Regions from separate parts of the Homo sapiens genome. Here region 2 is linked to region 1. A link is a loop called in an ENCODE intact Hi-C map of the cell type or tissue named here. Cell type or tissue: IMR-90. All regions are shown on one strand.

Evidence for each region. Peaks named below come from ENCODE experiments on the same cell type or tissue, not always from the same donor. Only the 100,000 strongest peaks of a DNase experiment are listed, where the experiment ranks them.
Region 2: it touches region 1 in a loop (4-fold over the local background); 5 of 110 quality-filtered maps call a loop at or near these places.

What each region holds. Positions count from the first base shown.
Region 1 is chr4:91,109,761-91,117,760 of GRCh38, reverse strand. The region is part of intron 10 of CCSER1 (coiled-coil serine rich protein 1); the gene reads right to left. Among named protein-coding and RNA genes, the nearest start is that of CCSER1, 990 kb to the right of the region's middle. In IMR-90, CTCF peaks have their summits at 690 (motif pointing right) and 4,443 (motif pointing left); no DNase peak of the experiment used is centred here.
Region 2 is chr4:90,310,576-90,318,575 of GRCh38, reverse strand. CCSER1 (coiled-coil serine rich protein 1) reads right to left here. Exons shown (of 11, transcript NM_001145065.2): 3 at 5,529-5,713. Among named protein-coding and RNA genes, the nearest start is that of CCSER1, 190 kb to the right of the region's middle. RefSeq lists enhancers at 3,204-3,498, 3,234-3,593. In IMR-90, a CTCF peak has its summit at 3,302 (motif pointing left); DNase peaks (open chromatin) are centred at 195, 635, 1,275 and 3,325; H3K4me3 peaks cover 169 bases; H3K27ac peaks cover 1,350 bases; H3K27me3 peaks cover 224 bases.

The DNA.
Region 1 (8,000 bases):
AAGCCAGGGTTTTTAAAGTGTGGTTGACACCACAAAACTGATGCTCTTAATCATTTTTTTTTCTGCCTATGGCATTGGCTTTTGGGACAACATAAAGTCACACCTTACAACGCAAAGGTACAAAACTGAGGTACCTTTCGAAGCCTTGACTTTGAAACACGCAGTAAATCACTAATACATTTTTAAAAGATGGTTTTGGTTTCTTCTTATGAACTTCATTGAATTGAAGTACATAAAGTAATTCTATTCATCCACTTAATAAGCATTTACATAGTACTTATTCTACATCAGATACTATTCTAAGAATGTTATAAGCTACTTAATCTACAATAACCCTGACATAGGTCCCAGACAAGGAATGTGTGGCATAAAGTTAGATAGCTTGCTTAAGGCCAACTCAACAGCTAATAAGAGGTAAAGTCTAGATTTGAACCCTGGCAGACTGGATTCTGGTATTAACACTATGATGTCTCAGGAAGGTCCTCACATTCAATGATCATATTCATAATCTGCAATTGTTTTCTAGTCCTGCTAAGCCTCAAGGCTCATTTACATGGAACCAAGGTTTACATATATAAATGGATGTTGCTGTAATGAATGCTATCTTTTTATTTCCATTTGCAAGCTTAACATTAAAGGCTGATTGTTTCTGTTTAGCTTTGTACTAGCAATTAAAACATTCTGCCATTAGGTGGTGCCTTCTTTATGGCTCAAAACCTGCATGGAGGTTTCTTTAGGTATGATTCATTGAGAGGCTCAAAAGCAGGCTTTATATGCAAATTTATTTCTAGCAAACAAATATAAAAATTTGACTAGTAAAGTAGCCTACTAAATATGATGAACATTTAAAAAATCACCAGTCTCTCATTTAAGTAATTTTTAAACCCATTCTTCCCTCTTAGAATTATGAAAGAAAAAATATATAATTCCCAAACTTCCCACTCGGTAAAACTAATTCTTCATGCAGGTTGAAGTAAAAAAAATGATCCCTGTTTTTTGTTTATCACTTGGAGACCAAACAAGGCAGCCTGTTAGATAGTTTATTCCTATCCTTCCTAAACTGCAATTTTCTTTAACAACAAAAACAGCAGTAGCACCACCACCAGCAGCAACAACAACCACCATCTCCAAAGCATTTACAAAATGTTATGTATGTTCTAATGGCTTTGCATATTTTGGCCCATTTAATTCTCATAATAACTCTATGAAGTAGATACCACAACTGTCTCCCATTTTAAGGAGGAGAAAACTGAGGCTCATTACTGTTTCTAATTCTTTGCTGTTGTTATTACAAGAGCTAGTAAATTACCTAGCAGGGATTTGTTCGCGGGCATTCTGGTTCCAAAGAGCATGCCCTCTCATCACTAGGCTCTCCTGTTACTCTTTTACTAAATCAGAGCTTGCAAGCGGCACACTGTGAGTTCCTGGATTTTCCATGGTGGTTTCTCACTAGAAAAAGCCAGGGATTTCCAGCTTCATCCATGTCCCTACAAAGGACATGAACTCGTCATTTTTTATGGCTGCATAGTATTCCATGGTGTGTATGTGCCACATTTTCTTAATCCAGTCTATCATTGTTGAACATTTGGGTTGGTTCCAAGTCTTTGCTATTGTGAATCATTCTCAGCAAACTGTCGCAAGGGCAAAAAACCAAACACTGCATATTCTCACTCATAGGTGGGAACTGAACAATGAGAACACTTGGACACAGGAAGGAGAACATCACACACCAGGGCCTGTTGTGGGGTGGGGACAGGGGGGAGGGATAGCATTAGGAGATATACCTAATGTAAATGACAAGTTAATGGCTGCAGCACACCAAGATGGCACATGTATACATATGTAATAAGCCTGCACTTTGTGCACATGTACCCTAGAACTTAAAGTATAATAAAAAAAAATATATATATATATATATAAAAGAATGGAAATTTGAAAAAAAAAAAAAAAAAAAGAAAAAGCTAGGATAGGCAGGGAGCAAGAGGAGGAAGCCACTGAGTGATTACCAAATCTTTCTCCAACTTTCGTTATATATCCAACTTATTTACTCATGCATTCAACATTCCATTGAAATTTTTTTTAGTATGTACCCTGAGCCAGGCAAAAGTAGAAAGCAAAAGATGGAAGGCGTACATAACAGAGAACATTTCTCTAGTCTTTATCAGTATAAAAAAAGAGTTGACCAAGGCGGGCAGATCACGAGGTCAGGAGTTGGAGACCAGCCTGGCCAACATAGTGAAACTCCATCTCTACTAAAAATACAAAAATTAGCCGGGCATGGTGGCGCACACCTGTAGTCCCAACCACTTGGTAGTCTGAGGCAGGAAAATCTCTTGAATGTGGGAGATGGAGGTTGCGGTGAGCCGAGATCAGGCCACTGCACTCCAGCCTGGGCAACAGAGCAAGACTCCATCTCAAAAAGAAAAAAAAGAAAGAAAAAAAGATTTGATGTTCTTTTCTGATAAGACAGGAGTACAAACTGGGTACATTTTATTTGAGAAATGTATTGCTAATGATCTCACTTAGTTGAAAACTCATAATTCAATGCAAATATTGACAAAGTTGGTAACTATTTTCACTTACTTTCTAAAAAGACATCCCTTTGTAGAAATAACATAATTTATTATTCAATTGGCCCTTCAACTTTGACATTATGCTATTATTTATACATATTTAATATTAGAAGTTAAAACTATTTCTAATTTTTGAAATAAACTGGAAATATATTATTCTTTTATTTTGCTAACTTTCCAATTTATATAATTTAATTTCCCATAAAATAAAAACTCACGGCATGTATAAAATATTAAGAGAAGGAGATAAACTGTTTCCATGACTACATTAATTTCTTACATTTTAAAATCTGTGGAGAAAATTATCATGTTGTATATAAGTGTACAATTTTAAATCAGTTAATGAGATTTAACTCCTTTTAATAATTAACAATAACAGAAGCAAAAATACTAACAACCAATGAGTTTGGCAGAAAGGTTAGTCTGATGAGATACTGAAATTGACTAAACTGAAGAGAAGCTGTAAAATATAAGGAGAAGCGGGAGCCGTCTCCCTCCCTCTCATCTTTCTTTCATTTGTATAATTGCTAACTGCTTTTGTGCCACCAACTGCAAAGAGCAGGAAGCAGGATGAGGTCCATTCAAATGCACGCATTCAGGCCTAAGCACCCTCTCATCATTCTTTCTGACAGTGTTTTCTTCTGATTAGAAAGGGTTTCTACAGTGATACCTCTCCTCAAGTTCTGGGTCTTTATTGGGACTCTCCAAAAGCAGAGTTAGGTCTAAAAATACGATGACATCTTGACTGAGCAGGCAGGAACATAGTGGGCCTTTAGCATACTTAGGAATGTGCTTCTAAGTGTTTAAGATCCAAGTGTTGATAATGGAAGTCACATTATCAACATAATTGGTATCTATAGATGCTCTTTGGATTCCAAAGTCTCAGAGTAAATACACCCTACAGTAAGAGTATTATGATGTTTCTTGACTTTGAATCAAGGAAACATCATAAGCTTATAAGCTGCTTGGAGGTAGTGTCTGTATTTCATGGATATGTCCATCACTAATTAACAACTCTATCTTAATAGTAGCTATTGGCTGGGCATGGTGGCTCAAGCCTGTAATCCCAGCACTTCGGGAGGCCGAGACGGGCGGATCACGAGGTCAGGAGATCGAGACCATCCTGGCTAACACGATGAAACCCCGTCTCTACTAAAAATACAAAAAATTAGCCGGGCGTGGTAGTGGGCGCCTGTGGTCCCAACTACTCGGGAGGCTGAGGCAGGAGAACGGCGTGAACTCAGGAGGCGGAGCTTGCAGTGAGCCGAGATCGCGCCACTGCACTCCAGCCTGAGCGACAGAGCGAGACTCCGTATCAAAAAAGAAAAAAAAAAAAATGTAGATATCAAATGCTAAATTGCAAAAAACATAAATAACTGAGAATAAAAATCTATCTGCTCCTTTTCAAAATCTATATTTATATGTTTAAAAGATTTCTATGAATGATAAATTGCTTTATGTTTAGTAAAAGCTTATAGAAACAAAGTCACTGACTCTTAACTCAAAGGGTATGTGTGAGTGCCTAGATAGCTCAATAATAGCTTATTTTGTCAATAAAGATTTAATCCATTGGGAAAGGTAGCATATGCTATTTATCATACGGAGGCCAGAGGCTCAGTTATCACAAAAGAAACAGAATGTAGCTTGGATTGTGGGAAAACCACGGGCTTGATGGCAGAAATTTAAATCCCACCTCTACATCATACTAGCTGTATGACCTACTAATCACTCAAAACGTAAGTCTCCAGGGTGGATTTGTGATGATAATACCTGCTTTGCAGAATTATTTAAAAAGTCTTGGCACACAGTAGGTCCTCAGTAAAGGTTAGTTGTTCTTGATTGAGAAATTGCTATCAGAAATGTGCTAGTGACATCTAGTGGTAATTCCTGCAAATCTCAAGAAGGTCTCCCTTGCAACTCAGAGCCTCCCAACACAATGTCATGCGTTTGTTGTATCAACAAATGTTTAATAAACACTTCCTGTACTTAAGTCTCTTAAATCAGGTTCTGAAGATTGTAAAGATATAAAAGACACAATCCCTACCCTAGAAGATCTCTTGATTTAGTAAAACAGACACATGTAAGGCAATTAATATTTAAAAATGTAATAATTTCTATAGCCGCAGCTATAACAAGTGCAAATATGCCACAGAATAGGTAACTTCTTCTGCTGAATGAGATGCCATTTGTACTGGGTCTTAAAGAAAAACTAAAATTCCCTCATTACGTCTTAGCTGAAGAAGAGATGAGAAAATTTGGATATTTCTAAAATGGTAAGTTAAGGCCTCTTTGCTAAAGTCTCAGTTGATGAAGTTTAGCCCTTATCTTTGTGTGATGGGAAGGTAGTAATATTCTTCCATGAAAATGTCTTGTAATTATATTCCAATAACAATATAGAAGAGAGGCTGAAGATGGAAGAGGACAGAGGATGGAGAAACAATTAAGAAGTTATGATCATAATTTCCTTCAGAGATGATGAAGACACAAACTCATTCAACACGAATTGAGATAAACAGGAAGAAATAAAACTGAGATTGAAGTAGAGACTGCATAATGACCTTGAGAACAGGGAGTATAAGAGAGAAAGAAGTATGGTTGATTCAATGTTTTCTGCAATGAGTGACCCTTAAGTAGTAATACATTAAATGAAATAGAAAACTAAGCAGAAAGAACTTGTGTATGAAGGAGGAAAGAACAAAGATAATAAAGATTATCAATTCACTGTCTCTGTACAAATTTTTAAAACTTACAGAATAGTTAGGTCAAAATATCCAACAAGTAAATAAATACATAGGTCTGGAGATAAAGCTGTATTAGATAAAAACTTAAGAACCGTCAGAACACAGTCAAACTTTATAATCACTTAAGGTATGAGATTACTCAGAAAAAGAAAAAAAAGTGTCAAAAAAGGAAGGCCTACAAGACAAAGATCTTTAGGAAACGTCATTATTCAATGAGCAAAAATAAAAACTGGACTTGTCCTCAATTTTTCAGGACGATCTCTTAGTAAGTTACAGATACATGCTTAGACCACAAACATGGCTTTGGAAATAGCTTTGTGATAGGAATATCTCAGCAATACCGGAATATAACTTTTAGAAACACGTTAAAGCTGACTTTAAGGTTTAAAGGCAGAGCTATAAAGTGCTTTCCCCACAGTTACATGAAATAAGGCATATTTGAATGTCCTTTCATAACATAAAACTGGTTTATGCTTTAAGAGTAGCCCTTCCAAGGTTAGAAAGAAAATTTTATTTGACTGCATATAAAATGGACAGCTTTTCCATTTACCCTATTAAATTTGGCCATCTAGTTTTCTTTCCTTTTTTTTTTTTTTCTGTTTTATTGTCTTCTTCTTTCTCTCTTTTTCTCTTTTCCTTTCTCCTGATACAGTATTTCTTGCTTCAGTGATTCCCGGGAAAAGAGCCCAGTTGGTTTAATGTTTTATTATTACAGACTACCTCATGAATTATAGAGTATTAACTCTACATTGGTAGAGTTTTCAGGATGGAAAAGAAGAGTTATTCATGCTACTTAATACCTACAAATTTATGACCTCCTAAAATATATACAATCTTTATTTTATTTTTAAAATTCAAATTACTCCCTTTTATGTCACCTCCTATGTTAGCAGAAATTATGAAAAATACTTGTTCTATCAATTAATTGTATTGTCCAATGACTAATATTTTCTATATGCCAATGCACAGTTTCTTGGTCCTCATATTCATATATCACTTTTGTGTCATTTTAAAGAGTGTCCTTCCTTAATTATTACACATTAGTTTAAATACCATTTAACAATGTCATTTTAAAACCTATGTACTAAATCCACATGCATTACATAACTTCAGGCAATCAGTTAATCTTCTTTCCACCTGAATCAGCCTTATTTATTCAAAAGGGAATTACAGTTCAAGGTGGTCACATTAGATAAAAGTGATGAGTGTCTGCAGACCTTGTATAATTTAATTTTGACAAAGGATAACGGGTAATTTAACCAGCTGAGTTTGCCCCATAATGCAACAGCATAAACATGCTTTAAAATTCACTTGAATCACCAGCTTTAAAATTATGAAACTTGTCAAATTAAAAAAAATTCAACCACATTTAAAAATGGTTCCCATAAAATCAGGCTATATACTTATTTTTCTCACTATATCAAATTTTAATTTTAATAACTCAAATACACCTAAGAAGTGCCAACTATTATCATCATCTATATATTTAAGTAGGATATTATGGGAAGAAATTAAATTAAATATACTTACCAACTTTTACTGCTCTATTTATTTCTAAATGACCCCAAAATATAATATATGAAAGGCAAAAGGAAAAAAAAGAAGAATGAATGATCTATGTATGCAGAAAGAAACCAGTATCATTTGCTGTAAACCCAACTCTTAATGATCTTAAAGAAGAAACAACATTCAACTCAACAAACATTTATTGGGTACTTACTACATATTAGAAGCCATACTAGGTTTTATGAATATAAGTTGAATAAAACATTGTTCTCTAGGAACTCATAGTCTATTTGACAGACTGACAGAGATAAACAAAAAGTCACAGTACAATGTGATAAGCACAATATTACAGAAATAAGTGTCAAGTACTATTTTTGCAACTAGTAATTCCTGAGAAGTTTCTCCGTGAATAGGCCACTATTCAGTGTGGGATGTGGTGTTGAGTAAGTGGCTTTACACTTAGTGAGTAGAATGTCTACTGTCTTATTAATTCAAAGTGAAGTAACAGAAACAACAGTATTTAAAACTTTCCTAGTGAGTATTTTTATTGGTACCAGATATTGAGGTCATCATTTTTATAGGCAATTTTATTTTATCTATTCATAACAATCCTATAAGGAGCAAGCACTAAGTTTATTTTTTTCCTAGTGAAGAAACAACTGAAATATGAAAAGATAGGCAACTTGTTCAACATCACATTGCTCACTGACTCCATGTGTCTCAACAAATGTGTTAATTTTTTTTTAAATTCCATTTTTCTAGAATATAAAGTAAATCTACATTTCACTAAGTTTTTACATAACCAAGCATAGGACAACACTGATGATATGGTTTGGCAATGGTGTCAGATAACAGGTAGATGAGTTAAAATTGCTAAATTTCTTTAATTTGCTTAGTTTTAATCTAAGCAAAGGGCAGAACTTGTATAAGAAGCTCCAAAATACGTGCTATATAAAAAGTTTAATATACTATCCTGCCTTCTATTATATAATCATTCTTTGGTTTTGAGATAATTTAATGAATTTTTGTGTCATAGATGTCTTTGTCTGAAAAACAATACAACATATACAAAATTCTAATAAATTATTTTATGACCCTTTGTGAAACCATGGGCTCCATTAATGCCTAAATCTTAGCAGTTTTATTTGACTGGAGTTCTACATTAAAACATTTATGAATT
Region 2 (8,000 bases), 800 kb after region 1:
CTACTTCTTATTAATCAAATATAAATCGGATTTGTTCTTCTACCAAAGTCCTACAGTTATGTTTTTACTGTGTCATTCACAGTTTCCACATAAAAGCAGCAGGATGCTAAATGAAAGAAAACATGCTGTGTCAGAGTAAAATTGGCCATAAATGAAAGTTGTCTGAATCACTTAGCACAAATAGTACAGGGCAACTTTGCAAATGCATTTGCTGAGTAATCTGAAGATAATGCAACCTTCAAAACCAACTGCTTGGTGCAATGAAAATAAATACTTACAAAAATAGTAAAGATTCCTTGAGTCAAGGAAAAAAGTAAACTTAGTTCACTTAAGATACACATCTCAAGGCCTTTAAGTAAGGAAGAGAGAATATTCTAAAGAATAAAACCTGTAGTATATATGAATTCTTCAGTTACAGAGATGTTTTCATCTTTTCAACCACAAAGACCAGGACAGTGTGAAGCACAAAGTCAGGGCCCATTAAATGACTCTGGACAAAAGGGAAAGAGGAGGCAGTCAGTAAATCTCGATTAATTAAAAGAACTTGGATACAACAAAATATTTGGGAATATGAGTCATTAAGTGTTCACCAAACCTAAGTCTCCGCCTCTAGATACAGGAAACTCATTATTATTCTTGGCTGCTTTTGTTTCTAGTTTGGGCCATATGATTAGATCTGACCAATGAGTTGTGAGCAGAAGAAAGTGAGTTTCACAATTCAAAGTATTTTATTACAGGGACCTCCAGAGATCTCTTTCTTTTTGCCATGGTAAAAGGCAATGTTTGCAGAGTTAGCTGCTTCCACAGCCTGAATACAGGAGGAGGAGACATTGAACAGAACCCCAATGCCTTCCACAATAAACATGTAGCCTAAGTGAGAAAGAAATCTATATTATATAAGTCGCTAGATTTGGAAGTTATTATTTATTTATTTTATTTTATTTATTTATTTTTGAGACAGAGTTTCACTTTGTTGTTCAAGCTGGAGTGCAGTGGCATGATCTCAGCTGACTGCAACCTTCACCTCCCAGGTTCAGGCAATTCTCCTGCCTCAGCCTTCCGAGTAGCTGGGATTACAGGCACTGGCCACCATGCCCAGCTAATTTTTGTATTTTTACAAAATGCAAATAGAGACGGGGTTTCACCATCTTGGCCACGCTGGTCTTGAACTCCTGACCTCAAGTGATCTGCCTGCCTCAGCCTCCCAAAGTGCTGGGACTACAGGCTTGAGCCACCACGCCCAGCGGTATTTTTTATCACTTAGCCAAGTTTATCCTGACTCATCCACTTAGGCATTTTTCCTTCCTTTAACGGTACCAGGTCTTCTGTATTGTTCATTATATATGAATCTACTCTCACATTAACTTTTTTAGAGAGTAATCTTGTAAATATTTAGAGTTAGAATTCCCTATGTAAAGCCATTGGAGAACCCATGAGAAATCCTTACATGTATACATTTATATACCATAGTCTGGAGAGAAACTTCCTGAAGTAAGTTCTTTAAAGAAATATGTTCTTTAACTTTTTTCTAGAACAGCATTTTAAATTTTTTGGACAATCGCAAGAAATGTATTCAGAAAGCTACTCATTAGAGAAAAATTGGAAAAATACTATAAAGAGGTTTGAAAAAATATAATAAATGTGAACACTTATCAAATTGTTCCAAATTTACTTTGGATTCCTTTAATAAACCTAAGCCAATCCCAATTTGTTCTCGGCATTTGATGTTTGAAGAGTTCATACATCCTGTCCTTTCGCTTCCAGATTGAAATACCCCAGAAGTACACAAAAACAACAGAACTGTGGTATATCTAACTATATCTAATCCATCAGGTAATATCTTCGGTCTTTCAGGAAATGCTCAGCATCTTAATAAATAGAGCCATATTTTATTATGAGAATTGAAATCCCCATGAACTACATGAAGGGCTGCATTAATGCTAACATTAAAAGTTAGGAGTAAAGAAGTATTACAAAACTGCTAAGTATGAATATCCTCTTTTGTGACAAAGTTCCTTTTTGATGGGATATCTCTCAGTAAGGACATTGATACTATTCATCAGCATTTCAAGAAACATGACCGCATTTTAAGTTCAGATTAAGCACTAAATTTTGTTTCTGTTTTCCTCTTTTGTATCTCTTACAGAATGCTGCAGCCTAGACTTAGAGCAAGCAAGGTTAGATTGCTTTAAATGTTTTAATTTCATTACACCAAATTGATGCAAACAATTGAAAAATGGCTCAACTTAATTTTAAATCGAATACATTTTCCCAAAAGATTGTAGGATTTGAACTTAGAAAGGATCCAAATCCAAATCTTATCTCTGCCATTTATGAGCTATGTCATTTTAGGCAACCTGCTTATCTTCTCAGTACCTTATTTTCCTCTTTCGCAAAATTTGATCACCACAGAATCATTTAGTTGATAGTACTGTTGTGAGGACTGAATGTGATAATACATGTCAGGCATTAAAAGTAGTCACTTGGTTCCAACAAGCATTAAAAACACATGTTTCTATTATAATTGCTTTAAAATAAAATAACTGAACCATGGATACATTCTTAAATACATGCAGTTGCTTAAATTATTTTGGAAGAGGAATATAGAAAATGTGCCAGTGTTCACACAGACAGCTACAATTTTCCAAATATACATCACTTGTTTCACATGTATCTAGAACTAAATAATCCCTACCATTTCTTCCTTACAGTGCTACAAGTTAAAAAACATATTTCATGCATTTTAAATTAATTAATTAAGTGTGAAGTAACTGCTCAGGTGCGGTGACTCACACCTGTAATCCCAGCACTTTGGGAGGTGATGTGAGTGGATCACCTGAGGTCAGGTGTTCAAGACCAATCAGGCCAACATGGTGAAACCACATCTCTACTAAAAATACAAAAATTAGGCAGGCATGGTGGCACACACTTGTGGTCCCAGCTACTCGGGAGGCTGAGGCACAAGAATCACTTGAACCGGGGAGGGGAGGTTGCAGAGAGCCGAGACTGCACCACTGCACTCCAGCCTGGGTGACAGAGTGAGACTCTGCCTTAAAAAAATTAAAAATTAAAATAAAAAATGAATAAACTGTAAAGTAACTGAAAGATGAGACATAACTTGTAAAATCCAAAGGAAGATGGTAAGATCGTGAAGTAGTTTTTGGTAGTTCTCTTTAGGAAATTCAAAAGTTTCAGTATTTATTTCAGTAAGTTTCATCTGTAAATCCAATGAACATGTACAATATTTTACCAAGTTTCTGTTCCAACCCTGATATACTGTCCACCACCACGGCAGTGGTGTCTTTCTGCCATCTAGTGGACAGACTATAATACTACAGGCACACTTTTGAAAATTTAAATATAAGGCCTCAAAGGAACAAAACCACTTTTGTTTCTTAAGTTTTAAATCTTAAAAGCGGATCGGAGGGCTGAGCGTGGTGGCTCACGCTTGTAATCCCAGCACGCTGGGAGGCTGAGGCGGGTGGATCACTTGAGGTCAGGAGGAGTTCAAGACCAGCCTGGCCAACATGGTGAAACCCCCTCTCTGCTAAAAATACAAAAATTATCTGTGCATGGTGGCAGGTGCCTGTAATCCCAGGTACTCGGGAGGCTCAGGCAGGAGAATTGCTTGAACTGGGGAGGTAGAGGTTGCAGTGAACCGAGATCGCACCAGTGCACTCCAGCCTAGGAGACAGAGCGAGACTCTGTCTCAAAAAAAAAAAAAAAAAAAAAAAAAAAGTAAATCTGAGAAGAGTGACTTTGTGATATTATAAGAAGCACTTTTTACATTTTATTTATTTATTTATTTATTTTTTATTTATCTTATCGAGACCAGGTCTTGCTCTGTTGCCCAGGCCGAAGTGCAGTGGTGCAATAACTCACTGCAGCCTCCAACTCCTGGACCCAAGTGATCCTCCCACATCAGCCTCCTGAGTAGCTGGAACTACAGGTGCAACCACTTCTAGCTAATTATTAAATTTTTTTTTAGAGATGAGTTCTCAATATTTTGCCTAGGCTTGTCTCAAACTAGAATTATTTAAATTAAATGCAGTATGAAAAACACATGAGATATGAGAGAATATGTAAAAGGCACAACTTTGAGCAAGTTGAATAGTGTAACCCTATTAATATAAATGCCTCTCCATGAAGAAATACTGAAAATGTTGTGATGATAAATGTTTTGTAATACTTCATTAGTCCTAACTTTTAATGGTGCATCAATTGGAAATCCGCTTTAACATATTTTCATACTTAGACCAAAAATATCCACTGCAACAATAATAATATAATAGCCAATGCACAAAAGAACAAAACGAAGCATGAAATATATGTTTCCATATGTACAAATGTAAACACATACTCACATAGTCATTCTTTAGTATAATGGAAACAAGACACCTATTATCACTTGCTATTTTGTGGTTACAAATTTGCCCAGGATTAAGAAATGGTCACACCAGAAAAAAACGATTAAAACCTCTAACATCAAGCACAGTGATTTTGCTATCACACAATGTTACCTTACTAACTTAAGGCTTCTTCACAAAATAATTATCAGATCTCAATTACCTAATATTTTCATTTGAAACCCAATTATGTAAAACAATAGAGATATCATAAGTGATTTATTTTTGAGCATTTTTCACATATATGCATGGATAGGTAGGTAGAAAGATTATTTTAAGGAACATTTTTAGATAATAGATGTTAAATACACTGCTGAAAAAGGACACATTTGTGAGAAGGTGAGCAAAGTGATCTCCAAAAGGCAATCACACTCTAATACTTGTGAAACCTGAGGCCACATGGACCCAAGGCTGCAGTTCGCCCCTCATCTCTTCCCACCCCTGGGTCCATCTCATACCATGAGGGAGCTTCATACTAATGCCTCTGTGACACCCTAGTTCACACATACAAACTCAGACCATGCCTCTCCCCACACACCCCACCTCCACCCTCATACTAAAAGCAGGCTCTACAATTTGGACCAGGAATAGGGTATCTTGATTACCTCCAATGTATGCAAGCATTGGATGGGCATTTCACATTGGTCCTCATAAGCTTCACACCAACTCCTCACCCTTTGTGGAAGGGCACTGCAGGAGGACAGCGAGGATAGGGTCTACAGGGACTAAGAGTGGTACTGGAGTAAGTGTGATTTACAAAAGGGTATTTTCTGGAGGGCTATATGGTGGAGAGAAGATGTGAAATAATGGTGTCAAAGGGGAGCCTCATGTTCAGCATTTTCCCTAGTTTCTGTATTCAAGTGTCTTGTTCTAGAATAAAGAATGTCAAACTTTCCATGGAAGCAAGGAAGACAGGAACTAAAGACAGCTGTCATGGTGAACTCCATCCTGACCTAGGTGAAAAATTTGTTTCTCTGACTTGTAATGTCAACTATGGAAACAAATTTTCCCTTCAAATATGAGGTGTCTATCCTGTAGTCTGTGTTCATTTTGCAAGAGACATGAACATGTCGGATATAGACAGCATTATTTTATTAGAGGCAGACATATGTATATACTTACCAAACTGTTCATTTTTGAAGATGAAGAACCTGCTCTTTGCTTTCTTAAACTATTAACTTCTTCTATATTTCCATCTTTCGGTTTCAAAATCATTCTGCTACTCCCTGCAGTGCCTTCTGACGAGGATCGCAGTCTCCTCTCTATAAATCTTCCTTCACGAAATGGACTGAGACTACTGGCAAGAACTATGGAAAGGAAAATAAATAAAAATGAAGGTAAATATTTAAATGTAGTTTTTACAAATGTCCCACTGAAAGATCATGAAAAACTCTTAGTGTTATTCAAAGTTTCTCTATCACAAGAAAACTTTTAAATGTATAGCATCAGTTTAGTTCACTTAATCATGTAATCTCTTTGAAGCCCAAAACGTTTGGAGTCATCCTTTGTTGCTTCGTTGCTCACATTAATCACATAAATGAATCCTGTCCTTATTTCCTTCAAACTGTATACAGAATCTGATTCCTTCTACCTCTCCTTCTAAGACCCTGGACCAAATCTATGCTGGCTTGGTTACTGCAATATTTGCTACAATTCTCCTACCTCTGCCTACTCTCATCTGCCTCTCCACCCGCAACACAATCTACATTCCACATAGTAGCCAGAATCATATACTTAAAACATAAGTGAGGGCCATCACCACCACTCCTCTAGCCAAAAGGTGATGTTTTTCAAATGGCATAACAAATTCTTCATAATATGACCCATATGACTGCTCTCTCTGTCCCCAAACCAGGGACAGGAGGAGCACCCTGTTCACCTGCTCACCTCTGCAATCTCATGTCCTGCTCTCCCCTCCATCACTCTGCTCATGCCACACTGGACTCTTGCTGCTCTGGTACATCACTGGCATGCTCCAGCCCTACACAGCCTTTGACTCACAACCTTGCACTAATATATTTCTCTCAAATATCTGTATGACTTATTATTTAAGTTCCTTCAAACCTTTACCAATATGTTACCTTGGGTATCATCCTGTTACATTTAAAAATGCAAACTGGAATCCCACTTCTGCTTCCTAAGCCTTTATTCTGCTTTAAACTTACCCTCAGCAGTTATCACCATCTGATATATATAGCATGTTAACTGAGTATCCCCAGTGGAAAGTAAGCCTCAGGAAGGCAGGGATCTAGGCCTGTTTTGTGTATTGCTACATCCCTAGTGCCTAACATAGTGTTAAAACAATAAATATTTGCTGAATGAATGAATGAGTAAATGAAAAAATTGTTCTAATTAGGCTCATCTACTAGTTTAAAGACTGTCCAGAATCTATTAGTCCAATATATAGCAGTTCTTTTTAAATAACTTTTTAAGACAATGAATAAAAGTTAAATTGCCAGATAACTCATTAGTTCTGACATGATTGTACACCTAGAACACTTAGATGTGTATAAAGTACTGGCTTAAATATTTCATACAAAATACAAACTAAATTTAGCATTATGAAAGTTAGTGTCTATAGCAACTCTTTATTGGATAAAATACATTTACTTAGCTGTTTTTAAAATTTTAAACTTCAAAATTATAAAATCCTTATAAATAGCACATGAATATTTTCAAAAACTAAAGGATAGTTTAGTTTGTTGACATTACCAGCTTATTTATCCAAGAACAGCCAACACATTATCAAATCAGCAAAATTAATGTGTTATTGTGTTACAAATAGGATCCCAATCAACATAGTAATAGTCTCCAAGATAACTGATCATTCTCTAATTTCCAGAGAGAGAAAAATATGCAGTATTCAATTAGGCTTTGAGGAAAGTCATCATTACTAAATAAGAATTAGATATGTCAGGATAATTGCATTTCTATCTCTTTTTTATATAATTTTAAAACTTCCTGGATTTCAATATCAAGTCCATCATTTGCTAACTATGTGACCCTATAAAGTTATTTAACTTATTATAAATTTTAGTTATTAACATGACATGCAAAATTTTTATAAGGACTATATGAAACAGTGCATGCAATCTTCTTAGTACATTTTTGGGCATATATTAATTATACAAAAGGGTAACCATCATTAATATCATCATCATTATCATATTCTCATGATTATATTACAGGTAAAGGAGCTAGGCATATATGACTAAAGAATACAAAGTTCCAAAAATGGACAAACATGGTCACGTGCATAAAAGTGATCTTGTATCAAATGAGAAAAGTATTAAGACAGCTGGAAAATTAACTCATGCATTTAAAACTTTGAAATTCTATGTTTATGGATAAACTTTATAATCCTATTACTCGTGACATTATGTCACATAAATTTTATTTAATATTTTAAGTCATGACATGTAGTAAAGCATAGTTATGGAGAGCCAGAGCTTTGGATTCAGAGAGTTGTAATCTGACTGCACTACTTACCAGCTGTATGATTCTTTAGCCTGTTTTCACATTTGTAAAATGGGAAACATAGGAGCCTACCTCATAGGATTTATATCCCAATAAATGAATTATTAGTTTTGTGAT